2 separate regions of the Homo sapiens genome follow, and region 1 is linked to region 2. Evidence: chromatin loops called from intact Hi-C (ENCODE). Cell type or tissue: PC-9. All regions are shown on one strand. Links, peaks and the distances in the headings refer to the core of each region. The heading gives the core; the rest is flanking DNA.

Region 1 (6,363 bases), core at 3,532-6,031, 1.7 Mb before region 2:
GTACCACCACCCCAATGGAGTAGGAGATAGTTATTATCATGGTATGAAACAACAAAGATCCCAGAGTAAAAAAATGGTTAAGCAGGACACTATACCTAAATGAAGATAAGAGGTGTAATTAATATTATGAATTCAAGACATTGAATTTGTAAGGCAGACTCAAAGAGCATTAGAATTAGATGTCTTAGAAATGATCTGGTCCAAATTATTTGTTTCATAGATGAAGGAGCTGAGTTACAAATAAAATACGTAGTAGAAATATTAGCAAAAATGCCAGAAAAATAAGTGAGTAGAACTACTTTTATAATTAAACTTCTCAACAAACGTTCAAAGCAGATAAAAATGTAAAGCTAAATAAGCGAATGTAGAGTTAACCAACATATGGAAAGAATTCAAGGGTAGGATAATACCGATATTGCTAATGTTTTAATTTCACATAGATCATTCACACAAAAAAAATGTGCTAGGATTCACTTGGCAAGTGAACAATTTAGAAATTCTGCCTATACCTTATATATTGCAACACAAAATTAGAAATCAAATATTCTATAGAGAATACACAACCTCGTGTAAATTTTAAAATATTCTCTTAAATACTCAGCTTTTTCTAAAAACAATGAAAATGTAAATACAGCATACAGATCTTAGGATGCCACCAAAGCATTTCTTAATGCTTAATGCATTAAGCCCTTAAAGTTAAGGGCTAAACTTAGAAAGGGAAAAAAAGAACATAGGAAAATGGAAATAATAAAAGCACAGAACAGAAATTTAATAATTAGATACCATTCGTCTCTAATTAAATTAATCAGTACTAAAAACAATAATAGCAAATTCTGGTAAGAGCATGGTAAGGAATGCACCTTACACACTGTGGAGAGGGTGTAAGTGGAGAAAACATTCCGGGAAATGTGGTAATCTGCGTCAAGAGGCTAAAAGCTGATCTTTGTTTTAGAGTTAGCATTACTTATTTTGAGTCAGGAAAAACAATTATTAAGGATAAAAGTCCTGTGATTTATATCACAGAATCTCTTAAGATAGCAAAAAATTTTAAAAAACTGAAAGAGGAAAATGTTTAAATAAATTAATGCAATGGAATATATACTTATTGAGAAATTGGTAGCCTAGGAACACACTTTCTATATAATGGGCAGGTGAAAAAAATCAGCAAGGTAAATACAAAGTGTATAATCTAAGTTCTCTCTGCATACAATACAGAGGCTAAAATGGAATTCAGCCCAGGCATTAAGAGATTGCAAGGAAGTACCACAGTATAGGCAGGCTCTACAAAGGAGATAGTTACAGCTTAATCTCACTTCAAGGGTATAAAACAGTCAAGAGAAAGGTTTTTAAGGATTTTTGAGGGACATTTGTTTAGTAGGACCCCCCAGGTCAATAACATGGGGATGTTAGGAAACCATTGAGATGTGGTTGTATCCTGCAATTTGAGGGCCACAGCAGTGAGTGTCTGAGTCATGAGTGAGAAGTCTAAAGAAGCAAACAGTGGCAGCAAGGGTGCACATTTTGGAAGTATCTGCCTTCCTAGAATTTGTTGGGACAAAGGATGCTAGGGTGTTTTCCATAGATCAGGCATGGAACACTGTGAGAGGAAGCTGGCATAGAGCTATGTTAGATCTTATCCTGCAGAGCCACTGGAAGAGGTGAAGAAAACTCAAAGCTGCAGGTAGACCTAGAGTACTGTCTATTCAGGGGACATTTCACAATGTCTGGAGACATTTTGGTGAGTTGGAGAGTAGAGAGGGCGTAGGGCTGTTGCCATCTATTGCTCAGAGACCAGGGATGCCGCTAAGTATTCAACGGTGCACAGGACAGCCCTGAACAAGAAAGAATTGCCTAGTCTAAAAATGGCAATTGTGCGGATTTTAAGAGTTTTTTTTATTTTTTTGAGACGGAGTCTCGCTCTGTCACCCAGGCTGGAGTGCAATGGCACGATCTCGGCTCACTGCAACCTCCACCTCCTGGATTCAAGCGATTCTCCTGCCTCAGCCTCCTGAGTAGCTAGGATTACAGGCGCCCGCCACCACGCCTGGCTAATTTTTGTATTTTTAGTAGAAACGGGGTTTCACCATATTGGCCAGGCTGGTCTATGAACTCCTGACCTCGTGATCCGCCCACCTCAGCCTCCCAAAGTGCTGGGACCAAAGGTATGAGTCACCGTGCCCGGCTGCAGATTTTAAGAAATTCTAAGCGGGAAAGGGACCAGCTGGAATCAAGATGCATGATTCATGCCTACAGAATTGCAGGAGAGAGAGTCTACACCTCTCAGGCCAGGGAACACTGAAATTAGCTAATGGGGACAGTACTTGCCAAGTGAGAACTCTCCTGCTTCCCTTTCTCTCCTGCGTCCTCCTGCTCCCACATAGGGAGTACTCAGAGACTGCGATTAGGAAACTAGGGAAGAAAGAGTGCATATAGTAAATGAGGAAGGAAAGAAGAAGAAGAAAAAAAAGCTTCTTGCCTATCCCCTGATCCTGCTGCTTCTATTAAAAAAAAGAAGGAAAACGGAGCAAGCTGAGGACTCCCTCCAAAAATATTATCCCCTCAGTGCTCCTCCACTTTCCAATCAGTATTTCACTTTCACTTATATGACCTGAAGATTGGTGATGAACAAATCAAGATCTCACAATTTTTTATCATGACTTTTTATGTGGGCTAATATCACTTCAGAATGTGGGGATACTGGATACTTGGCCACATTTTCTAGGCTTTTGAAGCCTCTGACCAAACACTGAGAAATCCTTAAAATTTTCTTCAAATGTGATGCTGTATGTATGTAACTATTACTTTAAATACTGTCCTATATTTAACCATGAGATCCATCAGACCTAAACTTGCTAAAGCCAAGACTGGTTAATAATGATAATAAAAAGCTACCATCATTTATTATGATTACTCCTGGAACTCAAGTTTGGTAATGCTTGAGAAGAAGCAAGAGAGAGAGAGTCATATTTATGATTGTGTCCTCTAATTGAAATATGTTGCTAGAAGTTTTTCTAAAGATTCCTTCATGTTCAATCAAGATAGTTATGTTCAAATTCCCAAATGAATAATCCTCTTTCATTTTATTTTGAAGTTCTATGTCAAGTCTGGGTCATTTAATTTAATCACCTTGGAGTTAGGGGAGGCTGGCTACATCTTCCCTCTAGGAAGGCTGGAAATGTCATTTGCCCCCTGGGCCCTGACAGTATGTGGGAGAAATTCAGGGCCCTTCTAAGGTGTATATATCTGTCTCCCCAGTCAATCATTCCACAAAAGGGCACAAAGAACCAGGGGTGCCAGCGGTGGAAGCCGGAGAGGAAGCTTGAGACTCTTACAGCATTGTGGTCATCCTTTTACTTTCATCCATAAGACCCAAATCAATCTGTCTGAAATTGAGAGCAATATCTGTTTTCTGGGTCTGGAATTCTTATGATCATGACCACTACAATATTTTCTCCAATGGGCTCATTGCATCTGTTGTGATCTAATATGTTGAATGGATCCCTGTATGCTGTATAAAATAGGGCTTCAGTCTTTATTCAGTTCATTTAATTTCCAAGTCTCATTACCCAGAACTGACATACAATCTTTTCTTTTTATTTACTTTTAACAACTGGTACAGGTTGGATAGCAACCGACAACACATCCCCAAATTCTGTCACATCGGAGCAGAAATGTTGCAAAATGTATTTGCTTCCAGAAAAGTTGACCTCTTTCATTTAATGTCTTTTTGCAGGCGGTACAAGCCCTCAATGGCCAGCAAACTCTGAGTCCTGAAGAATTCATCAACTTGGTGTTCCATAAGATCGATATAAACAATGATGGTAATGGAGCTACTCTCTACTGGATCACTTTTCCTACAAAGTAGGAGATGGTGGTAGTGGGGAGTGTTATTTAGACAAAAGCAGGAACCATTCAAGAGAACCCTAGTTGTGACTTAGGCTTCATAATGGGACCAATCCAATGTTCTCAGTATGATTCAATTGAGTAAATATTTATTGATCATATTCATTTCCAATGTGTGGTGCTTGACATGTTGGGATATATAAAGAGTAAAGGTGAGATGAGCAAATAAATCAGAATAATATAGGATGAAGTAAGTACCTTCTGCTGTTTGCTCTGAGACACATTCTATTAATCAGTTCCTCTCCACTGGAGAGGAAAACTCTCCAGTAACAGAAAACTTGAGCTTATAAATAAACTCAAGTTTTCCCTACTGCAGAAAACTTTCCTTCATTTATGCTATCTTCTTCTACTATCAGGCTTTTTTCTTCCTTTGGACTAAACATTTCTGGAGAAGAGTCCACACTTGCCTCCATTTCTGCTTTTTCTACCTTTTCTATCTACATTTCTGCTCTGATTATTTCTCCATCTGCTCTTTCTACTCTGTAATCTGGGTTCCTGTTTAGCTCAGAGGAGGTACCTTTCTTCTTCAGAGGTAGGAGTGAAGAGAGAAGACACAGACAGCCCAAGAGAAATGAGTGCTTCTACCATGTAGCTTTGATATCAGCAAACAGGTAGGTGAGCATAAAGACTTGAGATTGAGGCAGAAGATCTAGGAATGGTCCTTGAAAAACAGAAAATTTGACATTGTTAAAAATATAGGATATTAGTAAAAGGTTTAAGAAAACGGATAAGAGGCATTGGCATGCCAATCACAGTTGTCATCATTCCAAAACTCCTTCCAAAGGCATCAACCTGCCCACCATGCATCACTTCTTCTGGTGGACACAAGAGGGCAGTAGAGACACATGTTCCCATGTTGAGTGTGACAGGTTGTACTAGTAAAATGTGGCAGCTCAGCGTGGCAGGATGGGATGGTGAGGCCGGGAGGAAGCTCAAATGCAGCCACTGCTGCAAAAAAGCCAAACGACTGGACAAGAGTATACTGCTCAAGAAAGAAATTTGAAGATGCATCAGTTGCATCAATCTTCTTCTCTTAAGCACCTCGGTGTAGATCTGCCTCTCCTGAATCTCAATTCAGTATGCTCACTTACTAGTATACTGACATCAAATAATGAAACATGTCAGTACATGTGAAAGCTTGTAAGAAACAGAGTCAGACTACCCAGAGTAGATAAGGAGGCTACGTGCAGCCAGGAAAGGACCAGAGAAATGGAGAGTGGAGGGTCTGATGAGGACAATGAAGACTTTATTTGGAATATGCCACTGAAAATCGTGGTCATCGAACTGGAGAAATGCTGTAGATTTTATTCTGTTTCACTTTGTTTTTAATCTTAGAGGTGCTGCAGGATGGCAGGGATTGGAGTAGAGTAAATCATCCATTTCAGCCTGGGGCTGAAAGCACTGATGTAGAAGAATGAGTACTCCGGAAGTAGATGGGACATCACAAAGTTTTAAGACTTGGTTTATACAGTGACTTTCAAAAGGGCAGGTCAAGAATGTTTAATAATATCCATGAACACTGCTTCTAGTGCTAGGAGTGAGGGGAATAGGAAAGTGACCTTCCTCGGAGAAGTACGAAGATTTTGGTATTCTTAGGAAAACACTAAGATTCTATTAGTTTGAGGACACAGATAGTGTATTCGAGAAAACATGAATATGATTCAGGACTTTTTGTTTACTATCCAAGAAGGTTCCCCAAGGGCAAAGTATAAGGAATCGATAAAATGGGGACTGTGATTAGAAAGGAACTTGAAGTAGAAAGGGCTGGGTTAAAAGAGACGTGAATTCAGAAAAGAGAAATTGTGCCTGGGCAATAGCTGAGGTTACCTGAAGTTAGAGAGATGAGCTCTTTCACTTACAACAATAAGTCAGCGACAGAAAAAAGGAGATGAATTATGGTTTCTAGAATAGTTTATAAAACTAAATACACTAATTGTTTCCTCTTATAAAAACTTGTATTACTATTATTATTATTATTTAAAATGGAGTCTTGCTTTGTCACCCAGGCTGGAGTGCAGTGGTGTGATCTCGGCTCACTGCAACCTCCGCCTCCTGGGTTCAAGCAATTCTTCTGCCTCAATCTCCCAAGTAGCTGGGACTACAGGCTCCCCCCACCATGCCCAGCTAATTTTTGTATTTTTAGTAGAGACGGGGTTTCACCATATTGGCCAGGCTGGTCTCGAACTCCTGACCTTGTGATCCACCCTCCTCAGCCTCCCAAAGTGCTGGGATTACAGGTGTGAGCCACCGTGCCCAGCCCCAAAAACTTGTATTTTAAGTAAAAAAAATATACGCACATCCACATCTATATACACTTTGGAGTACCTATGAATCGCTATTTCTTAGCAAATGCATATACAGAACTAAAACTGATAGAACTTGCTTTTGTATAAAAATTATTGACATTTGTTACATCGTTTCATCATGAGACAGCTGGATCATTCCATACATCAAGAAAAA
Region 2 (9,098 bases), core at 3,737-6,236:
AGCTCTTTGCAGCCCAGAGGGTTGGGGTGGTGGAGGCAGTGGGTTAATGCCCCAAAGGAGCAGCCCTCAACACACAGGAGGTGGCTGCTGATGGAGAAATACTTCTCCTTTCTCCCTGAGGCAGACAGTTCTGAGATAAAGTTTAAGAAGAATCCTGAGAAAGTTCTGCATTATGTAGCCATTAATAGGGGTGGACCACTTGATAAGAGCAGTATCTGGTTTTGCTCGGACTTAGTTTCCCTTTTCCCCAGTTCACTCCCCTATCTCTCATTCCTGCTCCTGGGTGTTAGACTCATAAATAGAATGTGTCTACCTTTGTCTCAGGCTCTGCTTTCAAGAATAACCTAGATTAAAACAGTGGGTAAGTGCGTTGTTGGTACATTACATAATGCAGGGATGTAATTTTCCTTGACTCTGTGCATCTACAAAGAAACACTTATTCAGATGGCAGCATAGTTGAGGATTTCCACCTTTTTCCTTTTTGAAAGCTCATGGTCCATCCTGAGCCTGACCACCTAAAGAAAAAAAAGTTGTCATAATTAGGTTATAATTAAACAGGAAAATTTCTTTGTGAGGATGGCTCTAAACATTTTTTTTCCTGTCTGAGGGAGTCCTCAGCAATTTGGCTGGATATTTTCGTCTAATATGGAAGAGCCCTCAGTCTACTTAATCATGTAAAGCTTTTGTTGCTTTGGAAACAAGCATATTAAATTTCTTATTTTCCCTGGTAAAAAAGCTGGATCTTGGCTGGGTGTAGTGGCTCACACCTGTACTCCCAGCACTTTGGGAGGCTGTGGAGGGTGGATCACTTGAGTCCGGGAGTTCGAGACCAGCCTGGGCAACATGGTGAGACCCTGTCTCTATTAACAATATAAATTTTTTTTCAAAAAGTAAAACAAACAAAAAAGCTGGATCTTTTAGTGGTATAATTCTTTTTGTTAAGAAATTCAAACATAAAAAACATAAATTACTGGAACACTATCAGGGCTTTCTTCATTCATGAAGGAATGCTCTGAAAGATACAGGGAGTTATTAGAAATAAATTGAGATTGCCCATATGCTAGCACGAAGTGAAAACGTCAACAATGATAATTTTTTACTCATTTGGTTCTGAAGACACTTCAGAGAACAAAATTGATTAAAATCCCTCCTTATTGAACCTGTATTCCAGTGGAACAGAAAGTTAAGACAATAAACCAAGTAAATCATTACAGTACATTGAATTTAAAATAAGGGCTACAGCCAGGTATGATGGTGCATGCCTGTAATCCTAGCTACTCAGGAGGCTGAAGCAGGAGAATTACTTGAACCCGGGAGGGTGGAGGTTGCAGTGAGCTGAGATTGCTTCACTGCACTCCAGTCTGGGCGAGAGAGTGAGACTCCATCTAAAAAAAAAAAAAGGTGGGGGGGAGGGGCGACAGATGAAAATAAACAAGAGATGGTGTATGGCCTGAATTATATACCCCCAAAATTCATATGTTGAAGGCCTAACCCCTAGTACCTCATAAGGTAACTATATTTGTAGAAATGGTTTTTAAGGAGGCAATTAAGTTAAAATGAGGCCCTTTGGATGGGCCCTAATCCAATCTAAATGCTGTCTTTATAAGAGAAAATTTGGGCATGCAGAGAGACACCAGGGGCACTCACCCACAGAGGACAAACCATGAGAGGACACAGAAAGTGGACAATGGCTGGCCAAGGAGAGAGGCCACAGGAGAAATCAAACCTGCTGCCATCTTGATCTTGGACTTCTAGTCTCCAGAGCTAAGAAAATAATTTTCTGAGGGTTAAGCCACTGGGTCTGCGGTGCTCTGCCATGGCAGCCCTGCAAACTAATCCAGATGCTGAGAGAATGTACAAGTTTTTTGTTTGGTTTGTTTCATTGGTAGGTCTCACTGAGAAAAATGACATCAGAACAAAGACCTGTGGAAGAGTCAGTTATATAAATATTTGGGGGCAGGAGCATTCTGGAAGAGGAAAAAGCAATCCCCAAAGCCCTGATCTGGAAGGAGGCCAGGGAGGTTTGATACATAGAGCATTAGAAGATGAGGTTAGAAAGGTTGGAACAGCGAGGCAGTGGCAGATCACAGGAGAGAAGGGTTCTCAGTGGATGCAGGGCCGTACTGTGCACCAATGGGATATTTTGAAAAACTGTGAGGAATTTTGGCATTACTATGATTGGGGTGGTGGTAATGTTAGTGGGCAGGCAACATTTATGTTAAAAGAATAGCCATGCTCAGGACCCTTCCACCCAGCAAAGTATTTTTTCTACAATCAATGTGACTTTTAAATGCCCTGCTGCTCATTCATGGAGATGTAACACTTTATAACCTTTTATGCTAACTTCTAAACTCCACTAATGGCAAAATAGGTTATGGGATCAACTCTTCATTAAACAAGTAAACATTCTGGATAAATATATTTGATCATATTTGGGGAACCTTTGCTAATACTTTTTCAAGTATTTTTCTGCCTGATAGTTTCTCTCTTTGACTTCTAAAAGTCCAATTTCATGTAAGTTAGATGTCTTGACATTATTTCATGGGTCACTGATGTTCTGTTTATTATAAACTTTTTTTTTTCTCAGTGCACTTTAAATTTGGATGATTTCTATTGATCTATCTTTTTTTTTGAGATGGAGTCTCACTCTGTAGCCCAGGTGGAGTGCAATGGTACAATCTCAGCTCACTGCAGTCTCCATCTCCCTAGTTCAAGCAATTTTCCAGCCTCAGCCTCCCGAGTAGATGGGATTATAGGTGTGCACCACCACACTCAACTAATTTTTGTATTTTTAGTAGAGATGGGGTTTCACCATGTTGGCCTGGCTGGTCTCAAATTTCTGACCTCTGACCTCAAATGATTCGTTCGCCTAGGCTTCCCAAAGTAGGCTGGGACTACAGGTGTGAGCCACTGTACCTGGCCCTCTATTGACCTATCTTTAAGCTTCCTGATTCTCCTTACTGTTGTCCAATCTACTGATAATCCCATCAAATAATTTCAGTTATTATAATTTTCAGTTCTAGGGGTTCCATTTTGTTCTTCTTCTATTAGTTGTATTTCTCTTGAAATTCCCTGTCTTCATTTATCATATCTACCCTTAGTAAGAATCTTTAATAATTTAAAATAGCCATAAATATCTTTAAAATTCCTTTTCTACTGATTCCAACATCTGTAGGTCTATTTCTATTGATTTATGACAAAGGTGATGTTGCAGAGCAGTGGGGAAAGGACTTTCTTTTCCAAAAAAAACTTAGGTCAGTTGGATAGCTACATTAAAAAAAAAAAAAAAAAAAAAAAAAAAAACTAGTCCTCACTTCACACCATATGCCAAAATTAATTTTAGGTAGTTAGCACATCTAAGTGTTCCAAGAAAAAACTTAAGGTTCCAGATGGTAACATAAGAGAATGCCCTTGTCACCTTGGGGTAGACAATGATTTCTGACAGGTTAGCGAAAGCACTAACCATGAACAAAGAGTGATAAATTAGACCTCAATAAAAATAAAAGATTTACCTTTATCAAAATCTAAAAATGGGAAGTTAAAATGCAAGCGTTTAATTAGGAAAAGGTGTTTGTTTGCAGCACTTATCTAGAATATACACATCAAGTAGAAGAAGATTAGCCAATAGAAAAGTGGGTGAATGCCTAAAAGGCACTTAACTAAAGAGGATATCCGAGTGGCCAATAATCACATGAAAGATGCTCTTTATCTTTAGTCATCCGAGAAATGTAAATTAAAACCACATAAACCCTAAATGTTGGAGAGGACGTGGAACAATGAGAACTCTCATCATACAATGCTGGCAGGTCTATAAATTTGAAAAACTGCTTGGCACTGTAATTATAGCTGGTTATGAGCATACCTTAGATATGTATCGCAATAGAAATGTGTATCTATGTGAACCGATTCACAGAATAACGTTCACGGAAGTATTATCTGTAATAGCTCCAAACCTGGAAAGAACTCGAATGTCCAGTATCAGCATAAGGGACCAGTCACAAAAGACCTCATATCATATGGTTCAATTTTTGTGAGATGTCCAGAATAGGGAAATCTATAGAGCAGAAAAATTAGTGGTTGCTTGGGGCTAGAAAGGATAGGGAAGTGGGGTTGCGGGAGTGATAGTTAAAGGGTATGAAGTTTCCAGGTGATGAAAATTTTCTAAAATTGACTGTGGTGATGGTTGCACATATCTGCGAATATGCTGAAAGCAATGAATTGTACACATTGAATTGCACACTTTAAGTAGATGAACTGTATGGTGTGTGAATTATATCTCAATAAATCTGTAATTAAGAAAAAATAACAGTAGAAAGAATAAATTGTGTATACTCATATAACTGAATTTCATACAGCATAGAATAAAATTGTAAAAAAGACTTGTTACATGCAACGACACGGATGAATTCAAATATAATATAAAGGGAAATAAACCAAATACTATAAAATATTTACCAAGTAATTCATTTCATGTGAAATGTCAGAATAGACAAAACTAACAGGGGGATGAAGAATGCTACTATTAGTTAATTTCTTGAGCTGAGTTGTGGTTGCCCGGACATGTTTGTGTTAATCTTTGAAAGTTTACTGAACTGTATTTGTAATTTGTACACTTTTTTGTATGCTGTACTTCAACACGTTTTATTAAAAATATTTCTAAAAATCCAAATGTTCAGTAAGTTGTCCTATAATATGCATTAAAAAAGAATTAAAAAATACACAAGCATTTCAAAAGTTATTTTTTGTGGGTTAGGGTTATGGAGAATTTCTTTTCTGCTCTATACGTCTCAGAATTTTCCAAATGACCATAGTAGACATATATTACATTTATCACTAGAAAAAAATACTATTAAAATACAATTGTCTGAGATAATCTTGTACTACTTTTACACTAAACTAATTTAGTTCAAATGTGGGGACTTCAGCTTTTGCTCCCAGATGAAAAGAGCTTGTCATTTTGGAGCAAAGGAGGGCGTGGCAGTTGGTCGGAGTGTTTCCTGGTGGCCTAGGAGACTGCCAGAAACTCACCAAGGGCCACCGGCCTAGGGGGAGGAGCAGAGGTGCAGGTGCAGGGAGGGATTCAAGAGACTGTGAACTAAACCTGGGTGGGTCCCAGTCCTCACAAAACCTGGGTCCTAACTGCAAAACTATGGTCGGGCCTGGGAAGGGGCGGAGGACTCACTGGCGCTCTAGCCTCTGTGCTGGGTGAATTAGTGATTAGGCTCTAATCTTCACAGTCCTCATGATTCTATTTTTGTAAGGCCAGCAGCTAAGAGTGGTTTTTACATTTTCAAAACAAAGACGAATACGCTACAGAGACAGTTCCAGGCCCAAATTCTAGAGTATTTGCTTTCTGGCTCCTTACAGAAAAAGTGGGTAAACTTCTTGATTAGAGGGTCTAGGCAGAAGAATTCTAAGGTATTTAAAATTTTTACCTGGGAATGCGCTTGCTGGTGAGGCGGAGCCGGCGTGAAGCCAGTGTGCCCAGCGGCACTGGTACCACGCGATGCTGGATTGCCTAGGCTGGTCAGACGGAGCAAATCGGAATCCACGGAAGAAAATTCACCTCTTAAGGATCCAGTCCGGAAAGGGATGGCCGGGCTCTTCCTGGGCAGGGGTGCCCAAATGGATGAGGATGCTCTCTGCAGCCCTCGGCGGATCGCAAAGGAGCAGGGCTCCGGTCTTCTATCTGGGAAAACATGGTTGTCACTCGTGGAGAAGCCAACGGAGCCCCTGCGGAGTTTTCTTTCCTTTTCTCTGCTGCAGGCAGAAGAAGCGCATTGCGCGGTTCGCCGGGCTGTCTGCAACTTTGGGAGCTGCGCCGCGTGGGTGCGGCCAGCCGACCGGCGCGTGCGCAGTGAGTTCTCAGCGCCTCCCGCCGCGCAGGCTCGGCGTTGGCCTCCGCGGCCCGTGCGAGTGCGCCCTTCTCGGGTCCCCTAGGTCGCGGGGCAGCCGGGGCGGAAGGGGCTTGTTCATTATTTTGAGAGTTTGTTGTGAACGTCATAACCTTTCGTCCTTAAATATTGCCGATACTTGACCTACGCAAGAGACAATGTCATGTGATTCAGCCTAATATCTCAGTATGTATCCCCTAAGAATAAGGGATTTTTCTACATCAGGGTTTCTCAACCCCGCGCTATGGACATTTTGGGCAGGATGAGTTTTTGCTGTCTGTACCCGTAAGGTGGGGTGACGGGGTGGGGTGGGGGTGTCCTGTGCTAAACAATCACTATTTAGCAGCATCCTTGGCCTCTACCCATTAGATGCCAGTAGCAACCCCCTCCCCCAGTTGTGACAGCCAACGATGCCTCCAGACACTGCCAAACCCAAACGGTGTGGTTGGGGGGGTTGAGGGGGGGAGGGGTAGTGGTGAGGGTTGGGGGAAAAAGGAGAGGTACAAAGTTGCCTCAATTGAGGACCACAGGATCACAATGCACATCATCATACTTAGGAAATGTAACATTGTTATATTACAATAATCTATATTTCATATTTGAATTTCCTCAATTGTCCCAAAATGTCCTTCTTTACCCTGTAGTTTGTAAAATGTAAATCCGAGATTTAACAAGAATCACATAGTGCATCAATAAGAACCACATATTGCAGTTGTCAAGTCTCTTTCGCTTCCTTCAATATAGAGCAGTTCCCTAGCCTTTTTTGTTTGTTTCTCCTGGTATTGACATTTTTGAAAAGTCTAGCCCGGTGGTCTTCCAGAATATCCTTCAATTTGGAGATGTCAGATTGGTTCCTCATTATAAGATTCACGAGTAATAGATATGTACACACAAACATATATGCAGGAATTCTACCTAGGTGATGTATCCAATTTTATCTATTTTCAAATGACTTTTTAGCTGTCATAACATTTAATTTATAAAGCACCTCCCTGACCAGCGATTTGCAATATTTTTATCACATACGTAAATTTCCACATTGTAATTGGGTCTAAGATATATTTTCTTTTTTCCCCGCATTGATCTTATTGTCTACTTATGGGCTAATATACTGTTTTTATTAGAGACTATATTTCAGTATCTGGTAGGGCTAGACTGCATCATTGCTGTTTTCTTAAGTGTTTTTTTAATGCTGGGTTATTTTTTCATGTTAACTATAGAATATAGCCCCATAAAAGTACTTTCAAAAAAAAAATCTTCTGCATACCTTTTCAGTTTATGATGTTGCATTTTCCTTTTGAAAAGCAAGGTTTATTTTTTCTCGTGCTCAAGTTTCAGCTTTGTGTCTTTCAAGGAAGCATCATAAAGGTTTTTCACTTGTTAAGTTTATTCTTAGAGTATTTCTCTTTTTTGTTGGTATCGTAAGTGGGATTATCTCTTCCACTTTTCCTTATAACAGCTAGATTCTTACATAAATGAAGGTACTGATTTCTATGTCTAATTTTGTATCTTGCTACCATATTGAATCTCCTGTTGCTTCTAGGAGTTTCATGTTGATTGTATCTGTATCTCTTTTTACACTTTTATATAATTGCAGTGATTATCCATTTTGAAGTTCAAATTGCCCGTCTTTGGCCATTTTTGGCTCCTTTGTTTATTTGACACAAGCTCGAATGTCTTGATAGCTTACTTGCTTTCTGACACTGTAAGAGTTCCAGTCTCATATTGTACATTTACTGCCTCAGACCTAGAATCAGCCATTTCTCAAAGGTGTCCTTGTTGCTTCCAGTGAAAAAGGTATTTGGATGCTACAGTCTGCACTGAAAGATGTTCATGGTTAAATGGCTTATCACTTCCCAGACTTTTCAACACAAGATCTAGGAGAGATGTAGTTTTTCAAAGAAAGATGAAAATAAATAATAAATTTGTGTTGATATTCCAATTCTAATAGAAGGTTATAGAGTTTTTACTTATTTGATTTTATATTGCATCTTTTTTCCCCTATGCTGAAAATCATGGCTCCTAAATGATATTAACAGAATTATTTACTTTTCTGCATAATATATATAATAGTTTCCAAAATCTACCAGTATTACAACTATTAGTAAAAATGTTAGATGTAGTTAAATACAATTAGGCTTATTTATCTCATGTTGTTTTAAAATCTAGGTTGCTTGCTGGGTGCAGTGGCTCATGCCTGTAATCCCAGCACTTTGGGAGGCTGAGGCAGGTGGATCACTCAAGGTCAGGAGTTCAAGAGCAGACTGGCCAATTGCGCCACTGCACTGCAGCCTGGGTGACAGAGGGAGACTCCTTCAAAAAAAAAAAGAAAAATCTAGGTTGCTCAATTAAAAAGAAAATTAAATCCAAAATCCAAAATGGAAAAGAACCTTAAATATATCTAACGTTTTCTTTTTGAGTGGAATATCTAATTCATAATTTCATTATTTATTTAAATTATCAGTTTTGTTCTGAACACTCTTTAGCTGCATCTTGTCAACTCTAATGTCATGTTTTCATTTTTTTCTAGAAATTCTCATTAGCAATTGATATTTCCCTTTGAGACAAGCTATGTTTAATAGGAAAATTTTAAATTTCAAAATGGGGCTTTCTTATGTTTTGATTATAAATTTCTGGTTTTATCATATTATGGTGAATATTTAGATCATTTTTATGTGATTTACTGGGGCATACATGTCTGTATTGTAAATTAGAGTCAATTTTCTAAGTGTTTTTGTATTTTTTTGTCTAATTAAGAGAAATGTACTATAGTCTGCTATTATTAGTGTATTTCAATTTCTCTTTGAATCTCTTATAATTCCTACTGTATGAAAGTAGCTGCTGTGTTATTCACTGCATACCTTTTCATAAATCTTTTATTTTCACTGGGAATTGTAGCCTTTAGGATTATAAGATGTTCTTTGTCTCAATAATGGTTTTTGGTCTGAATTTTATTTTATTGAATTGCAAAATCTCAATTCTTTCTTTTTTTAATTTGCATTTTCTCAGTAGAACTTTACCCATCCTTCCTTTCATTGTTAGCATTTCTGAATTGTTTTGTTTTAGGTGGGTCTTTGTCTTTTATATACAGCATAGAGTTGGATTTTCCTTTGAAATCAACCTGTTTTTCTTTTTGTTTTAACACTGAGGTTGAGCCCTCTGTTGGCTGATATGTTTGGTCTCAGTTATCTCCTGTATTATATT

Evidence for each region. Hi-C counts contacts between places; a loop is a spot of excess contacts. Peaks named below come from ENCODE experiments on the same cell type or tissue, not always from the same donor. Only the 100,000 strongest peaks of a DNase experiment are listed, where the experiment ranks them.
Region 1: it touches region 2 in a loop (17-fold over the local background); 3 of 110 quality-filtered maps call a loop at or near these places.

What each region holds. Positions count from the first base shown.
Region 1 is chr3:108,913,585-108,919,947 of GRCh38, reverse strand. It overlaps GUCA1C (guanylate cyclase activator 1C), which reads left to right. Exons shown (of 4, transcript NM_005459.4): 3 at 3,734-3,821. Among named protein-coding and RNA genes, the nearest start is that of GUCA1C, 37 kb to the left of the region's middle. In PC-9, for the core only: CTCF peaks have their summits at 4,535 and 4,738 (motif pointing right); a DNase peak (open chromatin) is centred at 4,717.
Region 2 is chr3:107,237,425-107,246,522 of GRCh38, reverse strand. LINC00882 (long intergenic non-protein coding RNA 882) reads left to right here and starts at 5,885. Exons shown (of 4, transcript NR_028303.1): 1 at 5,885-6,080. It overlaps DUBR (DPPA2 upstream binding RNA), which reads right to left and starts at 5,831. Exons shown (of 4, transcript NR_028302.1): 1 at 5,436-5,831. In PC-9, for the core only: no CTCF peak of the experiment used is centred there; a DNase peak (open chromatin) is centred at 5,032; H3K4me3 peaks cover 2,090 bases.